2 separate regions of the Mus musculus genome follow, and region 1 is linked to region 2. A link is a loop called in an ENCODE intact Hi-C map of the cell type or tissue named here. Cell type or tissue: heart. All regions are shown on one strand. Each heading gives the region's core, and the rest is flanking DNA. Links, peaks and the distances in the headings are about the cores only.

The links. Hi-C counts contacts between places; a loop is a spot of excess contacts. Peaks named below come from ENCODE experiments on the same cell type or tissue, not always from the same donor. Only the 100,000 strongest peaks of a DNase experiment are listed, where the experiment ranks them.
Region 1: it touches region 2 in a loop (3-fold over the local background); 1 of 42 quality-filtered maps calls a loop at or near these places.

The regions. Positions count from the first base shown.
Region 1 is chr11:30,769,830-30,774,829 of GRCm38, reverse strand. Psme4 (proteasome (prosome, macropain) activator subunit 4) reads right to left here and starts at 3,055. Exons shown (of 47, transcript NM_134013.3): 1 at 2,606-3,055. The coding sequence starts at 2,847. In heart, for the core only: no CTCF peak of the experiment used is centred there; DNase peaks (open chromatin) are centred at 2,519 and 3,119; H3K4me3 peaks cover 2,983 bases; H3K27ac peaks cover 2,499 bases.
Region 2 is chr11:30,022,541-30,030,595 of GRCm38, reverse strand. It overlaps Eml6 (echinoderm microtubule associated protein like 6), which reads left to right and starts at 4,563. Exons shown (of 42, transcript NM_146016.2): 1 at 4,563-4,706; 2 at 5,496-6,216. The coding sequence starts at 6,020. In heart, for the core only: a CTCF peak has its summit at 4,473; DNase peaks (open chromatin) are centred at 4,485, 5,675 and 5,995; H3K4me3 peaks cover 2,627 bases; H3K27ac peaks cover 1,669 bases; H3K27me3 peaks cover 718 bases.

The sequences.
Region 1 (5,000 bases), core at 1-5,000, 750 kb before region 2:
CAGGAAGCCAAGCAGGAGAGAACTGTTCCTTAGAGTTGTCCTCTGACTACCCCTACACATAAATAATAATAATAATAATAATAATAATAACAATAACAAGAATAATAATAGAGTAAAAAATATTGAAAATGTGTAAGGCAAAAAGTTTTGCATTTAAAAAAATGAGAACCAAAAATGAGGTTCTGGCACAAAGAACCAATTAGCAAGTCAAAGGTAAACTTGCTATTTCTGAATGATTAACTGCTGGCTAGCATTTGGGAGGTTAAGGCAGGGGTCGGGAGTTAAGACCAGCAAGTTTGGAACAGTTCTAGGGCTACTAGAGATCCTGTCTCAAAAGCCAGCCAGCCATGGTGTCTCATGCTGGTAATTCCATCATCGGGAAGAGCAAATGGGTAGGGCCATCCTACGGATAGTTCCAGGCCAGCCAAGCCTACCTAAAACCTTACTGGGAGGGAGAGGGTATCATAACTCCTTTTTAAATATTTAATAAGTAGCAAAATGATATAACATCAGAGCAAAAATAGTTCCCAGGAAACACTCTCATTTCATTTACAAGCAAGCAAAAGGACATGATTAAATAAGTTTCTCATATCTTCAGAATTGGTGAGGAAAAAATGAAATCTACTCCATTTCTTCTAGAACATGGCAAACATGATTACTTCAGGATTATATAGATGTTAAGCACAACACTAGGCTTTTAAACTGGGGAGGGTGAGCACAACTATACACAAACATGTCACCCTAATTCGTCTTCGAGAAGAAAACACACACCCAAGACCACAGTGTGCCCTATCAAATTCAAAGTGTCACATGGCAACGCAATTCCAAGAATTAGTTTCCAGTATTTAACCACTATTCCAAAATTAAAGTCTACATGACAGCACTTGTTGCAGGTTATTTACAGAAAACAGGAGCCACCACCATTAAGCCATCTAAACAGCAATACTGCTCTACACATCAAGCATGGTAACTCCATTATTATTTCTTGGTAATACTTGTACTTTAGGCAAAACAGCAACAAAGCCTAGTGCTAATTTACCAAACTCATTAACCAGATATTGGAAAATAAACATTTAACTGTGCTTATAAATCCAAGCTGGATGTCTTCACAAATTGGCATATACATACACATATTATACACCAAAGAAAAGTTGCATATATTCCCTGAAAACAATATTCCTTGGCAAGTCTATCAAAGTGACTAACAAACTTCATTTTTACTGTGTTCAAGTTACACAAACACCTAAGGAGAACACACAAAGTAACTCAATTTTAATCCTTTAAAAAGAGGGTTTTCTTTGATTACATTGATCTCCACATTTATGGATCCTTAATACCATAAACTTCTTTATAATCCACTCAACAGAGCTGTTAATCGTGACCACTTTATGGTCACTCTAAGAAAGACAAATTAAGTGCTTTAGTTTTGCATCTTTTAAGTAAAAGAGCTCTTTTCACTCGGTTGAAGAGTACAAAAAACTTGTCAGAAGCCCCCCAATAATTAGCACATAAAAATTATCCCGAAGAGAGATACAGCCCACTATTGTATTATAAAACCCTGAGTCATCACCCAGCTCACTCAGCAGATTCTGGGGAACACAAATGACATGCCCTGTGCAATCACTTATCGGTAACCATATGCATAAACATAGTCTTACCAAATTATATGTAGCGTACCAAACAAAACAGCAAAAATCTTATATAATAAGTTCTGCCAAAGTAAAGGCGCGCATAGAGCAAATGACCTCTCCAAACTTTTTGCTCCATCATTACTTTTCCCCCGTTCTAATTCTAATGACGCTATAATTTGCGGCTAGTGCGTACGGAAAACAAAAGAACTAACCAACTCAAAACCACACAGTCTGGCCAACAAAGCCCGGGATCAACCTAACAGCGCTCTTCACTATTTGCCTTAGAATAAGCGAAGTCGTGACCGAGGAAATGTCACAACAGGAACATACACTTTTCCTAGAATTCTAAGACAACATTCTCAACGTCTACTCAATCCGAGAATGCGCTGACTGTCCATTTGAAACGAATCGTTTCAATTAAATCCAGGAAGCCAGAACAGCAACCCAGACCCCCAAGAAACATAGTAACACAGAAAAACACACCACACACACACACACACACACACAACCTCTTACTGTCCCTACTTCCTACGGTAAGAAGTGTAAAGTGGATCGACGAGGAAGGAAAAACAAAACAAAACAACAACAAAAACAAAAAACAAACAACAAACCCAAAAAAACCACAGAAGCAAGGACAGGAGTCGCTTCCCCAAAGACCGAAGCTCTCTATCCCGCAGCTCCAAGCGCAGAACCCCAGGGAGAACCAATGGGAGCCGCTCGTCCCTATGCCCGGGTACGCCTGTGGCTCCCCAGAGCCTGGCACGTCAAGAGAAAGGACCAGAACGCTGATCGTGAGAGGCGACCGACAGGACCCAGAAGTCCCACGGAAAGCAACGAGGAGACTGGGTCTCCCCGGACTCGGCCGCGCCCCTGGAATCCTGCACCAGGTCAGCGCCGTCTGGACAGAACAGAGTTGAGCAGCACCAGCAGCGCAGACAAAGAGCCCGGCCCGCCGACGGCTTCAGCCCACTTACGTGGAGAGTTTCCGCGTCCAGAAGAGGCCCCCGGGCCACAGCTCTTGGAGCTGCACGGCCCGGCCCAGGTTGCTCTTGATCTGTGCCAGCTGCAAGTCGGACTCGGCGTCCAGCCGCTCGGCATAGGGCAGAAGCTTGTTGTACACGATCTCCTTCTGCGGGACGAAGGCCCGCGGGCCCAGTACCGGCCGCCCGCCAGGCTCGGGGGGCTCCCCGCCGCCCGCCCGCTCCGGAGCCTCCATTAGCCCGGGGCCGCCCCCGGCCCGACCCCCGGCCCCGGCCCCCGCCCCGCTGCGGGCTCAGCCTCGTCCGCGTCGCCTCGCCCTCGGCCCGACCGCTGGGCCCCCCTCCCGCCCCGGCTGCCCGGCGCGCTGCTGGACCCCGCGCGGCACCCGGTTCGTTGGCGGTGGCAGCGGCTGCTCGGCCCGGACCCCTCCGGCTCTTCTGGTGACGCTGCAGCCGCAGCGCCGGGAGGTTCCGGACCGGCCTCAAGTCACTTCCGGGGCGGGGCCACGGAGGCGGGGAGGAGGTAACCTGGCTGCTTTCTTGCAGTCAGCCGAGTTTGGTGTCAGCGACTGGGGTTGCCACGCGAGGCTGCCGGCGAGAAACAAGAGACCCTACTCTGCTCCAGCAGGATCCAGAGACACGGAATCCGACTACCTCTCCACGCTCAGTATCCTCTCTTCTGGGCCAGTTTACGGAAGAGCAGCTTGTATCCCAGCCGGGGGCGGGAGTGTGGACAGCGAAGCAGTATGAGCACAAAGAGTTCTAGGCCAACCTCTGCTTCCTACTGGCAACAGGAGACACTATCTTTAAAAAAACGTGTATGGAAGAATCTGTATACACAATAGTACCCTGTGTTCCTCTGTCCTTTTACCCCCCACCTTTCTGATATTTCCCCGTCCACCCTCCAAAAAAGTTACTCAACAAATATACTTTGTGTGTCATCTTCTCATTTAAGGTCCCTATAGAAAGTTTAAGAACGCCTAGTTCTGCCCTTAAGGACGTAGAGGCCTTTCCTGGCAACAAACTAATAAATTACAAGATAATGCATTGGTAAATACTGGATAAGTACCGAGATACCTGGGAATTCTAAATGAAGGCATATCACCTTCATAGAAGTTATTTTTAAATTAATCTGTAAGGTTGATGGCAATGTTATTTCGATAAAGAAAGGAGGAAGAAATAATTATCAGCTGACAGAAAAGACTGAGGCTGCAAGCTTGCTTTCTGATAACTCAAGATTCAGGCTGGTTAAAGATTGCTTGCCAGAAGGGAGTGAATACATGTATTGAGACTAAGAAGTAAATGCTGGAGAATTGAGATTGATCTTAAAAATAACAAGAAATTTCTAAGAGAGGACATTGTAACATGCGCCTGTCATCCCAGCATTTGGAAACTCAAGAGCAGGAGGGTTGTAGCTTAAAGCCAACCTGAGCTAAACAAAAAAACGAAACAAAACAAACTAACTAACTAACTGAAAAAACAGACAAGGATTACCAGCTGGTCTATGAGTTCTACTAGTGGTTGGCCTCTTTCCTAAGCTGAGTTCCATCCCTAGATCTTCAAGAAAATATTTTACAAAAAAAGTCACCATCTCAAAAGAGAATGTCTAAAAAACAATAAGCCTAAGGGCAGCATAATAAAATTTACTTTTGTTTCTTTTAGTTTTTGTTTTTGGTTTTGTTTTTTTGTTTGTGGTTTTTTGTTTTGTTTTAGTTTTTTTGTTTTTGTTTTTGTTTTGAGACTGGATTTTACTCTGTAGCCATGGCTATTATGAAACTGCTATGTGTTAAGACCTGTGTCTAGCCACCCATTTTGTGCTGTTACTAATATTATAAGGAAACTTTCTCATGCCCGAGTTGATGGGGCATTCTGTGTTTTGGTGTTCTTGGAAACCAACCACAATATAAGTCAGTTAGAACTGCTTTGTATAGTTAGCAGCAATAACCTTGGACTGGAACCAACCACCAGACAGCACTTCTTGCACCTGTGTATGACCTTTTATGGTTTTTGCTTTTATAAGCTGCCCCTGGAATAGACCCCAACATAAAAGAGAGGCCTACACCAATAAAAGAAGCTATTTGGAATAAGACTTCCATTTTGAGTAGAGATTGAGTAAAGTTTAACTTCCCAAGACGGCCCAGGGAACTGACATCCTACTTGGCAGAAAGAGACATGTACATGGGTAACTAGCATCCTGGTTGGCAAGTTAAGACGTGAGTGTTGAAGTTAAGCAAGGCAAGTCCTCTATCACAGCTGAATACCTCAACCAATAGGAGCTGGATAAATGGACAGCAAAGATATGTTGCCAAGGAAATCCCCTATCCCTAAATACTGATTGGTAAACTAACTTGGCGGGTTTAAAAGCTTAAAAGCTCTGTAGGTGGGTGGG
Region 2 (8,055 bases), core at 1,715-6,714:
AAATTATTTGTCTATTGATGTACAGTGTTCTGCCTGTATGTATGCCTGCAGGCTAGAAGAGGGCATCATATTTCATTATAGATGGTTATCAACCAACATGTGGTTGCTGGGAATTGAACTCAGGTCTTCTGGAAGAGCACACAGTGCTCTTAACCTCTGAGCCATCTCTCCAGTTCCAGTTGAAGTCTTTTTTAACAATAAGACATGTCAGCTCTTGGCAGTACCCATATTTCTACTTCTAAGAAGATGATGAGTATTGAAGAATTTCCTTATTGAATTTGCTTCAAAATACAACAGCAAAATAGAACAAAACAAAACAACAATGAAGCTTCCCTTGCTTCAACTGCAGACAGAATACTGTCCAAATGGACAAACCTGGTCACAGGGAAGTTGACTGCTGAGCAATGCAAGGACAAGGTAAGACTAGCCCTTTATATTTACTACTTCACAGAAAAGTCTGTCAAGATATTCTGGAGCAGAAGGCTGAAGATTAATGCTCCTACATCTCAGATAAATTTTTGAGTAACTGTTGATTAATTTTTGAGTAACACCATTGGCTGTCTATCATTTCTATAATTTTGGAAGCTGTTTGCCTCAACTTCCTACATACTCAGGTAAAATTTATCCCTTCTCAAGTCTCTGATGGGGTTAAAGACTAAATAGTATTAGTCTCACAGTAAAAGCTTAAGTTGTCTAGGACATAAGATGTTTTTAGTATGGAAGCACAAATTATGATAGAAAACGAATTAGGTATAGAACTCTAAACTCACTAAGATAGAATAGATAATAGAATACTCTCTCCTATGTTGCCAAATAGAAATGACTGGACATTGTGAATTGTTTTATATTTTTCTTATTGTATATAGGTTATTATTGTAAGAAAAGGGCTTTTTATTGATCTAAAGATGGGGGGGGGGGGCTGGGGGGAGATCCTGGGGCTTGTCTTGTGTGCTGTATAATCAGATGCTGAGTTCAGTGCCCTTGACCAGACTGTAACCTGATATTGGGGCACTGTATTAATCAATGCATTGTAAAGAATGTTCCCCAATAATCCCTGATTGGTTAATAAAAGGCTAAACCCTATGACTCGGCAGGAAGGATGGGAAGGCAGGACTAAGAATCAAGGGAAGGGTTTCAGGAGAGACCACAGGGGAAAGGAGAGAGTTGCTATTAGGTAGGATGGACCAAGAGCACATGGCTAAGAAAGGTTCACCCTGAAGACAGGCTGATGGACCAGACTGTAACCTCCCCACCCTCAGCCTGAAACCTGGTTGCTCAGACTTCACTGTTAGCAAGAAGAGAGCATCGGGATGGAGCCTGCCACCCTATCGTTCTGCCACTCCCACTGCTGCTGCCTGCTGCCTAGCTGTTCCAGAGCCAAGCACGTGGTCACCTGAAACTGGACTCCAGGATGATTTGGTGGGAATGGGCCCCTTCCCCCTTCTTCATAACCCGGTGCACTGAATAGTAAAATTGAGCTTTGATCAGAACCCAATTGTCTTAGCTCCATTCTTTCTCCCATCCATCTAGTTCCTTTTCTTTCAGCTCGAGTCTGCCATCTCAGCCGTACCCGTTCCTCATGAGCCGCTGGACGGCCTGCAACACCAGGCATGCCCCAGGATGCATCAGATTGGCAAGTAATTGGCATTTATGTGTGTTTTAACAGGTGAAGAGATTAGATAGCTCAGAACCTGCCCAATGTAGTGCCTACAGTATATTATTAAATTGCAGTGTTTCTGTCTTGTTTACTTGAAAATTATGTGGACAAAAGTGGGATAGAAACCCCCAGTAGATATTTAGGAGTAAAAAGGGGAGTAGCCACCTCCAGAAAACTCATTTACTACAGTAGGATTCTACTGAACCTGTGCTTAACCTTCACCAATAGCCTTTCCTGTGCTCTCTGACCCTGCCACATATATGACCCTTTAAGTCCTAGGCTTTCTACTTTAACTGAGGCTGCTTCTACTTTAACATTCACCAATAGCCTCTTCATTCATCATAGCCTCTTCTAGCACCAAACCTCAATTGCTCTCCATGACCACTTCAGGCCTTCAAAACTACTGTTACTTGGGAGAATTTTACAAATTACTGTTTGACTGCCAGCACAAGTATAGCCTAGGCCCCTCTGGACCACAACTTCTGTATGCTGAACCTGAGGAAACATTTCCCTGTGTTTTCAGCTCCTGATGACAAGCACTGATTGCCCTAGAAAAGCAAAGTTTCTTTAATGGTTTTTAATTCAAAATATTACACTGATGGAATGGACAGAGTCTTGGAAGGAGGAACTTCATAAGCCAAACCTCTATCATCTGCACTGCTCTCAGCATTATCGTCTAAGTTCACATATCTGCTCATTAAGCTGTGAACATTCATTCAGTGGTGTTTCTAGCTCAAAGTTTCGAAGTCCCTTCATGATCCTACCATAAATACATACTCAGGTCTGTCAGAGCATATTCTGATACCAATTTTTGTCTTAGGGTCTCTATTGTAGTGACAAATGACTGTGACCAGCGGGGCCTGGTGGTACATTCCTTTAGTTTCAGTTCTTGGAAGGCAGAAGAGTGTGGGTTCCAAGCCAGCCTGGCTTTTACCACTGCTAGTTTTTCAACAGAGTATGTCTATTTTTTTCTGGGCCATTGCCACTGTCTCTTAAGAAGTACTCCAGGCTCTGCCTCAGACTATTAGATACCACATGTTTTGATCACTACTTTTTTTGAGGGGGGGGTGGTGTCAGGATCTCTCTATGTAGCCCCTGGCTGTCCTGGAATTCTCTATGTAAAGCAAGCTGGCTTTGAACTCATGGAGATCTGTCTGCTTCTGTCTACAGAGTGTTGGGATTAAAAGTATGCATCAATATACCCAGCCAATTACTATTACGTTTATTGTTATTTTTCTCTTCAAGTGAATTAAAGATTCTTCATTATTTTAAGTAGTACAAACATCTCTGTTCAGTTCCATTTAAAATTTACTCTTTAAATAAATCTGTCTGTATTTTTGTACACCCTTTTATTTAATAAAAAAAGGCAGAGTGCTCTTTTATCTTTTTCAATTTATCTCAATTGTGCCTATATTTCATATTTCTTCCATGAAGCTTTTCCTTATTATTTCTGGAAGATGTTTTTGTCTTCTTATATATAATTTATTTCTCTACGAAATTCACCATCTCGATTTTTGCTCTCAACTTTGTTTCTGCTATGGTTTGACCATATTCCACAAAGTCCATATATTTAAAATTCAATTTTCTGATTTACATGTTAATGGTATTTGGAGATAAGGCTTCTGTGAGTTAGTCAGCATTAGATAAATCAATAAGTCAATGAGGTTGGGTCGACCATGACACTAATGGCTTTAAAAAGACACAGGAGTTAGCATTCTCGTTCTATCATGCTATGTGATGCCCTCTACCAGCATAGGATGTAGTTAAGCCCATCATCAGATGATGAGCGCAATGTTCTTGGTTTTCCTTGCCTCTAGAATCATCAACCAAACAACCAACCAACCAAACAAACAAACAAACAAAATTCTGCATAAATGATTAAAGGAATAGAAAGCAGACCAAGACATTTCAAGCCCCTCTAAGCCATGTTTTAATGTTTAGTAGTGTCCTTACTGTCTTAAAGAGAGAGCGAGAGAGAGACCTCCTCGAATTTGTTGACTCTGTTTTCTCAGAAAATATGAAGTGTATTCAATTTCTCTTCAACATTGTAGGCAACAGCTCACTACACTTAGGTGCTTATCTATAGCATTGCCTTTCCTACCAGGACAGCATCCTATTAAAACTCCACGTAGATAAAGAAACATCTTGAACACAGAAGAGTCAAAAGTATCAACCTTTCGTAGCTTCTTAGTCAAGTGGATTATAAAATCTGTTCTCAAAAGTTGGCTGCGGCCATAATCTGAAAATCAGAACGAATAAATTAGTTTATTCCAGGTAGTTTTAGAATAGCCACTGGCTTCTGTTTTTTACGGCCAAATTTATTGCATGGGCACAAGGCAGGTCACAGGAAGGCGCTTATTTCCCTACACATGACAGAGTGACCACACGCCACTGTATTTTTCTTAAACTTTGTAACACTGCACTTGGATAAATCAGAATCCTTTGGAATAATAGGGGAAACTGAAGTAGGAAACAGCGTTAGTCAAGTGCTGCAACAAGGAAAGAGATGGGCTACAGCAATCCTCTGGGACTGGCGCAAGTGAAAGTCCTGAGGAAAGCCCCTGAATTTTTTTCCACGTCATCTTTTCTGCTTTCAGCACAGACGCGCATGCCGCTGGCCTGGGTCACCATGGAACACCAACGCCATTCTGGGTGAGTTGCTGGGTCCGATAGGAGAAACGCAGACTTCCCTGGCACCGGTACTAAGGCCCTGCGGATGCATGGAATCCTGGGACTTGTAGTACACTAGAGGCGCTCGCCTCAGCAGCTGGTTTACAGAGGACTACGATTTCCAAGATGCATAGGGAACAGGCGGGCAAAGGGAGGTGAGGTTTCGGCCCTAGGAGGCGTCTGCGTTTCCGAACCGGCGCAATTTCGCCGCGTAACTCTTCCCTGCGCTGGCCCCGCCCCTGGAGCCAGGGAAGGAGGAAGAGCTGGTCCCCAGATCCCCGGTGACGAAACCTAACCCGGGAGCGCGGGGAGGGAGGGAGGGCAGGCAGAGGATTTCGCTGGCTGGTGCGAGATCCTGGACGCAAGGCCGGCAGCAGAGGTTAGAGGCGGAGAAAGCAGGGATGCTACGTGCGAGGCTGGTCCGGGTGGGAGTGCAGGAACTCGCTAGGACCGTAGAGCCTGAGCCAGGTGTACCTGGGGCTACCAACCCTCAGATCTGCAAAAGTGGGCGCCAGGTTGAGCATGGGGTGTCGCTGACACCCGGGCTCCACGGGAGACCCCGCCCCCCCTCCTGCCAACCTAAAGGCAAGATCCTAGAGCCCTTGGGTCTCATAGCTAGCTCAAATCTCCGTGGGGAGAGGAGCATGATTTTTTTTGACACTTTATTATTGTTGCTGTTATTTTATTATTTTTATTATTATTTTTCGATCGGGAGCATTTGTAGGTAGCCGGATTTCCTCCGATTCAGAGAAAAAAAAATTATGACACTTGCAATTGGAGTCTTTAATTAGGGGAGAGCTGTTAAGTATTTATTTGTTTTTATGATTTTCTCTGTGAAGAGAAGGCGCATAGAGGGTTTGGATTTTAAACACATATATGACAGCTAATTGGAACATCTAAAAGAATGACCATTGCATATTCACCCTGGCTTTATAGAGGAAACAGCAAGTGTTACTGCAAATTGGAGCAGCAACTACCGGCCAGAAGTGTTTAGGGAGTATTTCCTATAATTAAGGTGGATATGGAAGGAGAAATGTGGACAATCAAAAAAAAAAAAAACCAAAAATAAACAAACAAAAATCCCACAACTTGGTTTTAGTTTGGTAATTATTTTCTTGTGCTGGGTGACATGCAAAAATTCTTTCTCTTCCTCGTTCTCGCATCCTAGATATAGACTGTCAGTTTCGGATCCAAGGACGGTGATGGCAAAGCAGTAAACCGGAGTAACCGTCTGCCTGTCAGATCAGACCTGTCACAGAATAAATCCCACCGCCTGCTGCGAAGCCCCCCGCGCTCCTCAAACTTGGAGAACTGGTAATCCGTGTCTGGATATGCAGATCTCTGATTTTAAAGGCCGGGTGACCCCGGGGAGAACCTCTCCCGCCGCCCAAAGCCCGCAGGTGCAGTGAGGCGTGTGTGCGGGTACTGGTACCCTCGAGGCCCGCTTGACCCCGGGAGAAGGAGTCGGGGAGCCCAGCGGGGTCTTGCTGCTGTGCACCGGCGTCGGCGGCTCCTCTCCCGCAGCAGCAGATGATGGTGGCGGCCAGCGTGCTGGGCTGTGTCTGTGCGTCGCCGCGGAAATTGGCGCCCGGTGCTGTACCCTGAGCCCTTGCAGGTCCGTCGCAGCTCGAGCCTTGAAGAGGACAGAGTCGGCGCTCGGGGCACCCGGGGGTCGCGCGGTGTCGGCTTATCATGGCGGATCGGACAGCTCCCAGATGCCAGCTCCGGCTGGAGTGGGTGTACGGGTACCGGGGTCACCAGTGCCGCAACAACCTGTACTACACCGCCGGCAAGGAGGTGGTCTACTTTGTAGCTGGGGTAGGGGTGGTGTACAACACCCGAGAGCACAGCCAAAAATTCTTCCTGGGACACAACGACGACATTATCAGGTAAGGACCTCTGGGGTGGTGGGAAGGGATTGGATATGGAAGGGTGGGAATAACCGGGGTCATGTCCAAGAACCTTAGGGAATAAAGGATTTTCCTGGGAGCCGCTTAGAGAAGGGCTGCAGATGCTAGGGCCAGAGCGGGAATAGGGAGCGAGGTGTAGGTGGGAGGGAGAGGTCTGTCCTTTCAAAGGCTTTTAAATCTCTTCTGAGTTAAGTGTTGTGCTGCATTTTTTGTTCTTTCCTGCTACAAGTGGAAGGACTGGGTAACTACCAAACACTCCCCACTCTTCTCTAGCAAGGTAAATAGTAGGAGCAATAGATGAACTGTGGGTGGCATTTTTGGAGGGCTCCTCAGTAGGTTCTTCAACAAGCAAGTGGATTTGAAAGAAAGAAAGAAAGAAAGAAAGAAAGAAAGAGAGAGAGAGAGAGAGAGAGAGAGAGAAAAGAAATTTTGATACAGGCAGTTTTGAATCTTCATCCCATATGCGTTGGACCTAAGGCATTTTTTTGTAGTGGGTGGGAAGTATTTTTTGATATTTCAGCAGTGTTTTAGCCCCGAAAGCATATTTACATACTACAAGGATGATTTCCACAACATTTTAAGGGTTTTAAAAGGCTGGTAGCAGCAGCTGGACCACAAAATCTTACCATCTAGCTCATAGAATGAGCAGTATGTTATAGTGGATGGTCTAGGAGAACTCCATTGCACACAATAGTCATTTTAGGGTCCTTCTTGTTTAATTAAAGGGGGGGGCATATTTGATTCTTTGTGCTATCCTCTTGTCTAGACTAGGCATGTTTCTTCCCAGCCTTTGTCAGCATCTCCCTATGGCCAATTAAGGTGTGGTCCAGATGCAGTTCATAGGGAATCCCTTTCTGCCTATGGCAATTGAGGATACTTTCCAGGGTATGGACACATTCACTCACAGAGACAATGATTGCTAAGGATAGATGCAAGGAACAGAGATCTTATTTCTTGTACCTTCCAAATGTGTGTGTTCCATTGATGCAGAGCAGCGCACACACACACACACACACACACACACACACATCCCCAGAGTATTCTTCCTGTTGCTCTAAATTTGCTTTTTACATGGGATAAGTGGTGAAGTATTGTAATGTCAATGGTCCTGCCTTCTCACTGTCCCCAGTGAGATTAGCTTCCTCAATTAGGGTGATTTTTCTTATTGTGTTGAAAATGGTTACAGAAGGTAAATTTTAATTCTTGGAAATACAGGAGTGCACACACACACACACTCACACACACTCTCGAGATCTTGACTCCCCCCACCCCTTGTTTTTTTGAGATAGGATGTTACATTTGTAGCCTAGGTTGGCCTGCAATGCGATATGGAGCCCAGGCTGGCCACAAACTCATGGAAATCCTTCTCCCTCAGAGTGCTGAGCTTATAGTTGTGAACCACCACACCCAGCTTTGGTGCTTTGACAGAAGATGAAGATTTTGAGTACCGGCAGCTCTAATGCTCTCTAGATTTGGTAAAACTGACATGTAAAAGTTTCTTTTTGTCACAGACAAAGCCCCCTTTCCTTTCTTCTCTGATTTGGGAATGGTTGTGATTGGGGCATCTTTATTCAGTTTCTTCCCACGGATCCTGCAGATTTTGCCTTGCTAATTGTGTGGCTGATTATTAAAGGCACAGGTGCAAATGGTTAACAGTGACTCATGAAAAGGTTGGATGTTTAAAAATTTAAACCCATTGTGTGTTTGTTCTGTCTGTCTTCATGCAGTGCTTTCCATTACAACATCCAAATAAGACATAATCCTTTGGGGGAAGGGGAACAGTAGCAATTAAACAGGAGATTCCCTGGGGTTATATGA